Regions from separate parts of the Homo sapiens genome. Here region 2 is linked to region 1. A link is a contact called in ENCODE POLR2A ChIA-PET data. All regions are on one chromosome and are shown on one strand. The core of a region is the stretch at or near the end of the contact, and the rest is flanking DNA. Distances in the headings are between cores, read along the strand shown.

Evidence for each region. ChIA-PET counts read pairs that join two places held with the same protein, here RNA polymerase II (POLR2A).
Region 2: POLR2A ChIA-PET joins it to region 1 with 12 read pairs in naive thymus-derived CD4-positive, alpha-beta T cell. The contact joins two enhancer-like sites. POLR2A ChIA-PET finds 5 or more read pairs at or near these places in 3 of 52 experiments (T-cell, activated naive CD4-positive, alpha-beta T cell and naive thymus-derived CD4-positive, alpha-beta T cell).

What each region holds. Positions count from the first base shown.
Region 1 is chr17:29,957,709-29,960,740 of GRCh38, reverse strand. All of the region lies in intron 3 of EFCAB5 (EF-hand calcium binding domain 5), which reads right to left. Among named protein-coding and RNA genes, the nearest start is that of EFCAB5, 18 kb to the right of the region's middle. Within about 2 kb of position 1,625, at least 2 of the 41 ENCODE cell types and tissues checked have a DNase peak (open chromatin) inside an H3K27ac peak, as active enhancers do.
Region 2 is chr17:30,362,252-30,365,165 of GRCh38, reverse strand. No RefSeq gene overlaps it. Among named protein-coding and RNA genes, the nearest start is that of CPD, 15 kb to the left of the region's middle. RefSeq lists an enhancer at 1,207-1,446. Within about 2 kb of position 1,250, at least 7 of the 41 ENCODE cell types and tissues checked have a DNase peak (open chromatin) inside an H3K27ac peak, as active enhancers do.

The sequences.
Region 1 (3,032 bases), core at 376-2,875:
CATCAGTGTTCATGGCAGCAGTATACATAATCAGTAAAAGTGGAAACAACTCAAGCATCCATTCACAGATGAATGGGTAAACAAAATGAGGTATAGATGTACAATGAAATATCATTCACCCATTGAAAAAATGAAATTTTGGGGGTAGGGGAAGGAGAGCATCAGGATAAATAGCTAATGCATGTGGGGCTTAATACCTAGGTGACGGGTTGATAGGTGCACCAAACAACCATGGCACATGTTTACCTATGTAACAAACCTGCACATCCTGCACATGTATCCCAGAACTTAAAATAAAATATTTCAAAAAATGAAATTTTGAGAGAGGCAGAGCAAGATGGCCTAACAGAACCCTCCAGTGATCATCCCCCTCACAGGAACACCACATTGAACCACTATCCACACAAGAAAGCACCTTCATAAGAACCAAAAATCAGGTGACTGATCACAATACCTGGTTTTAATATCATATCAAGGAAAGAGGCACTGAGAATAGGAAAGACAGTCTTGAAATGCGTATACCACCCCTCCTCCATCCCCCAGCAGTGGCCTCACAGTACAGAGACAGAATATGATGCTTGGGGCAGGGAGAGCACAGTGACTGTGGGATTTTGCATTGTCACGCAGTGTTGCCCTGTCACAGTGGAAAGCAACATGGGGTAGAATTCAGCTGGTGCCCACAGAGGGAGCATTTAGACCAGCCCTGGCCAGAGGGGAATTTTCCATCCCAGCAGTCAGTACCTGAGTTCCAGCTAGCCCACCACTGAGGGCTAAAGTGCTCTGGGGTTCTAAATAAACTTGAAAGGAAATCTAGGCTATAAGGACTGTAGTTCCTGGGCAAGTCTTGGTGCTGTACTGGGCTCAAAGCCAGTGGACTTGGGGTGTACATGACCTAGTGAGACACCAGCTAGGGCAGCCAAGGGAGTGGTTGTGTCACCCCTCCCCCAACTCCAGACAGTGCAGCTCGTAGCTTCGGCAGAGACTCCTTCCAATTAAGGAAAGGAGAAAGGACAGTAAAGAGGGCTTTGTCTTGCAACTTGGATACCAGCTCTGCTACAGTAAAATAAAGTACCAAGCAGAGTCCTGGAGTCCCCATGCTAGGCCCTGCCTCCCAGATGACAATTTTAGACACATCCTGGGCCAGAAGGGAATCTACTCTCTTGAAGGAAAGGACCCAGTAGGATTCATCACCTGATGACTAAAGTGCCCATGGGCCTTGAATAAACATCAGTGGTAGCCAGGCAGTACTCACTGCCTTGGGTGAGACCCAGTGCCGTGCAGGCTTCAGGTATGACCCAGTACATTCCCAGCTGTGGTGGTCATGGAAAAGACTCCTTCTGCTTGAAGAAAAAAGAGGGAAGAGTAAAAAGCATATTGTCTTGCAACTTGGGTGCCTGCTAAGCTACAGTAAAATGAAACACCAAGTAGATTTCTAAATGTATCAACTCTAGGCTCTAGTTCCTGGACAGCATTTCTAGACTCACTCTGGGCCAGAAAGGAACTCGTTGCCCTGAAGGGAAAGACACAGGCTGAATTTACTAGCTGCTGACTAAAGAGCCCTTGGGCCTTGAATAAACATCAGCAGTAGCCAGACAATAGTTACCAAAGGCCTTGGGTGAGACTCAGTACTGTGCCGGCTTCAGGTTGGACCTGGCACAGTCCCAGTGATGGTGGCCACAGCGGGGCTTGTGTCACTCTTCCCATAAGTCCAGGCAGCTCAGCACAGAGAGAGAGACAGACTCCATTTTGGCAGGGGGTTGGGGAGATGTAAGGGAAGAGAACAAGAGTCTCTGCCTGGTAATCCCGGGAATTCTCCTGGATCTTACCCAAGACAACCAAGGCAGTACCTCTACAAGGCTTCAAGATTCACAGTGTTAGTGGGTTTGGGGTGCCCTCTAATGCAGATATGGCTGCAGTGACTGAAGGCTTAGATCACAACACTCAATTCCCTTTGAATACTTAGAAAGCATTCCCAAGAAGGATGGGTACAAACAAGCCCAGACTGTGAAGACCACAGTAAGTACCTAACTCTTCAATGCCCAGACATCAATGAACATCCACAAACATCATGACCTTATCAAACAAAGTAAGAGAACACAGTGACCAATCCCAGAGTCACAGAGATATCTGACCTTTCAGACAGAGAATTCAAAATAGCTGTTTTGAGGAAGCTCAATGAAATTCAAGATAGCACAGAGAAGGAATTCAGAATTGTATCAGATAAATTTAACAAACAGATTGAAATATCTTTTAAAAATCAAGCAGAAATTCTGGAGCTGAAAAATTCAATTAATGTACTGAAGAATGTATGATGTTCCCTCAGTTGCAGTATTGATCAAGCAGAAGAATTAGTGAGCTTGAAGACAGGCTATTTGAAAATACACAGTCAGAGGAGACAAAACTATAAAAAAGAACTAAGCATGACTGCAGTATCTAGAAAATAGACTCAAAAGGACCAAGTTAAGAGTTATTGACCTTAAAGAGAAGGTAGAGAGAGAGATTTGGGTAGAAAGTTTATTTAAAAGGATAAAAACAGAAGATTTTCCAGAAAAAGATAACAATATTCAGCTACAATATTTTTTTCTTAATAAAATAAAATTACAGGCCAATATTTCTGTAGTCAGATATTTCTTTAGTCTTATGAACATTGAAGCAAAATCCTCCACAAAATACTAGCAAACCAAATTCAACAACACATTAAAAAGATAATTCATTGGCAATTATTAAAAAGTAAAGCCACAACAGATGCTGGCAAGGCTGTGGAGAAATAGGAACACTTTTACACTGTTGGTGGGAATGTAAATTAGTTCAACTATTGTGGAAGACAGTGTGGTGATTCCTCAAAGATCTAGAACCAGAAATACCATTTGACCCAGCAATCCCATTGCTGGGTATATAGTATATACCCAAAGGAATATAAATCATTCTGTTATAAAGATACATTAACACATATGTTCATTACAGCTCTATTCTCAATAGCAAAGACATGGAATCAACCCAAATACTCATCAATGATAGAATGGATAAAGAAA
Region 2 (2,914 bases), core at 1-2,500, 400 kb before region 1:
AAGGACATAGTCTCAGGATAAAGAAGAGTTCTTGGGACGGGCACAGTGGCTCACACCTGTTATCCCAGCACTTTGGGAGGCTGAGGTGGGCGAATCACAAGGTCAGGAGTTCAAGACCAGCCTGACCAACATAGTGAAACCCCGTCTCTACTAAAAATACAAAAAATTAGCTGGGTGTGGTGGCAGGCACCTGTAATCTCAGCTACTTGGGAGGCTGAGATAGGAGAATCGCTTGAACCCGGGAGGTGGAGGTTGCAGTGAGCTGAGATCACGCCACTGCACTCCAGCCTGGGCAACAGTGCAAGACTCCATCTCAAAAAAAAAAAAAAAAAAAAAAAAAGGAAAAGAAACACTTTGCAAGGCCAAGGGAAGTGGGCAGATTGCTTGAGCCCAGGAACTTGAGACCAGCCTGGGCAACATGGCAAAACACCATCTCTACAAAAAAATACTAAATAAAATAAAATAAAATAAAATAAAATAAAATTAGCCAGGCATGGTGGCCCATGCCTACAGTCCTAGCCACCTGAGAGACTGGAGTGGGAGGATCACCTGAGCCCAGGAAGTTGAGGCTGCAGTGAGCCATGATTGTGTCACTGCACTCCAGTCTGGGCAACAGAGTGAGACCCTGTCTCAAAAAAAAAGAAAAAAGAGTTCCTTTTTTACCAAATGAAATTTAGACCTGTTCTCCCACATTATTCTTATTTCTAAAATTTCATGACAGATTAATAATAATGAAAAAATTATTTCCATATCATCACCAGTTCGGAGATCAGAATTTGGAACCACTACCAGTAGATAGTACAAAATGGGTTGATAGGACAACCGGGGACAAAAACCCTGAGCCCATTGAAACATTATTCTGACCTATATGACATTTCTTCTGTACTGAAAGCATGCTTGCATTCAGGTATAGATGAATAGCATGCAAAAATATTCTATAGACAGTTATTGGAAGACTGAAGACCAAAGAGTCCTCTCCACCAGAGGATGAGTGAGAGCTGAGGAAACATAATGTTCTCACCCTGACACATTCAGATAGTGCACTTGTGGCTCCCCTGCACCTATGTTCTTATTTGTGTGCCTGTAATGGGTCACCAGTTTTACCAGCAATAGCTCTTGCAATTGTGGCTTACCAGGAGCCAGGAAGTGAAGCAACCCAAGCGTGATGCATCCAGGAGGCTGAGTCTGTGTGGGTGGTGACAAGGTGAGAAGAAAATGTGACAAGTTTGAAACCACAAGGAAATTCAGAGTTGGTTCCAAGGCTTAACCTTTGCATGAAGTTCCAGAAAGTTTTGAGAGTCTGCACAGTGACTAAGCTTCATGTGCCTTCTTAGGCAGTGGTGAGGAAAGAGGTGAATGGGTGCTGCAAACTGAGGTGATCTAGGAGTTCTCAGGGTTTACTTGCAGTCTGCCCACTTCCTTTTTTTTTTTTTTTTTCTAAATTAAGAGAAAGAGACAAGGTATTGCTCTGTCATCCAGGCTGGAGTGTAGTGCTGTGATTATAGCTCACTGCAGCCTCAAACTCCTTGGCTCAAGTGATCCTCTTACCTTCACCTCTCAAAGTGCTGGGATTACAGGTGTGAACCACCGCACTCAGCATCACACTTTCATATTCTTTTTTTTTTTTTAGATGGAGTCTCGCTCTGTCTCCAGGCTGGAGTGCAGTGGCACGATCTCAGCTCACTGCAACCTCAACCTCCCGGGTTCAAGTGATTCTCCTGCCTCAGCCTCCCAAGTAGCTGGGCTACAGGCATGCACCACCACGCCCAGCTAATTTTTGTATTTTTAGCATAGACGGGGTTTCACCATGTTGGTCAGGATGGACTTGATCTCTTGACCTTGTGATCCACCTGCCTTGGCCTGCCAAAGTGCTGGGATTACAGGCGTGAACCACCACGCCCGGCCACACTTCATATTCTTTAAGTAGCATTAAAATGCTTTAATAAATCAGCATGAGAAAGTTTCTTAATGACACATGCAAAATTATTTATGTATTAGAAAAGCAAGATAGTTGAAAGGAATCAGTGTCATGTGATTAATGTGATACTCCTAGTATCTGTATACATATACATCAAATAATACTTTAAATATATTTTCTATGTCATTTCCCCACAGGTAATTATCTGTAATATCGGGGAAATCTATGTTAGGGCACTTTTTAAGAAAAATCACATACTTTCAGAAAAAAATGGCAAATAAGTACGAAAAACCTTTTTACCCTGCATCGGTAGTCCCTCTATGTGCTGCTCAAGGTTTTACTCTGCGCCAGCCTATGCTCCCATGTGGATGCCCTTCTTATCTTGCTTGAGCTCTGATAGCATCAACAGGTCGCCCTCATGCATGGATACCTTCCTCATTTGGCTCAGACTCTGACACTCTGCACTGAGCCACCACTACTACCCTACATGGACACCTGTCTCACCCTATGCAGGCACTCCTTGCACTCAAGCAGCCCTCCAACATAGGTACCCTGCTTAGATTCTGGCACCCTATGCTGGGCTGCACCCCTGAGTGGATGATGCCCTCTTAGGCTCTGACACCCTGTACTGGGTCACACCACCACCCAGATGTCCACCTCTTCGCTCGGCAGCTCTGCTTCCTTATTCACATATGTAGGTCCTATTTTGTAATATCTATAGTTGTTTTACCTTATTTCTAGATTTATATAGATTCAGACTTCATGATTAGCCTTATTAAATAGTTCCCATTTTCTAGTTTTTCATTCGGAAAAGTCTTTTTTTTTTTCTTTTTTTTTTTTTGAGACAGAGTCTTGCTCTGTTGCCCAGGCTGGAGTGCAGTGGTGCGATCTTGGCTCACTGCAACCTCCACCTCCTGGGCTCAAGCAATTCTCCTGCCTCAACCTCCCAAGTAGTTGGGATTACAGGCACATGCCACTGCACCCAGCTAATTTTTG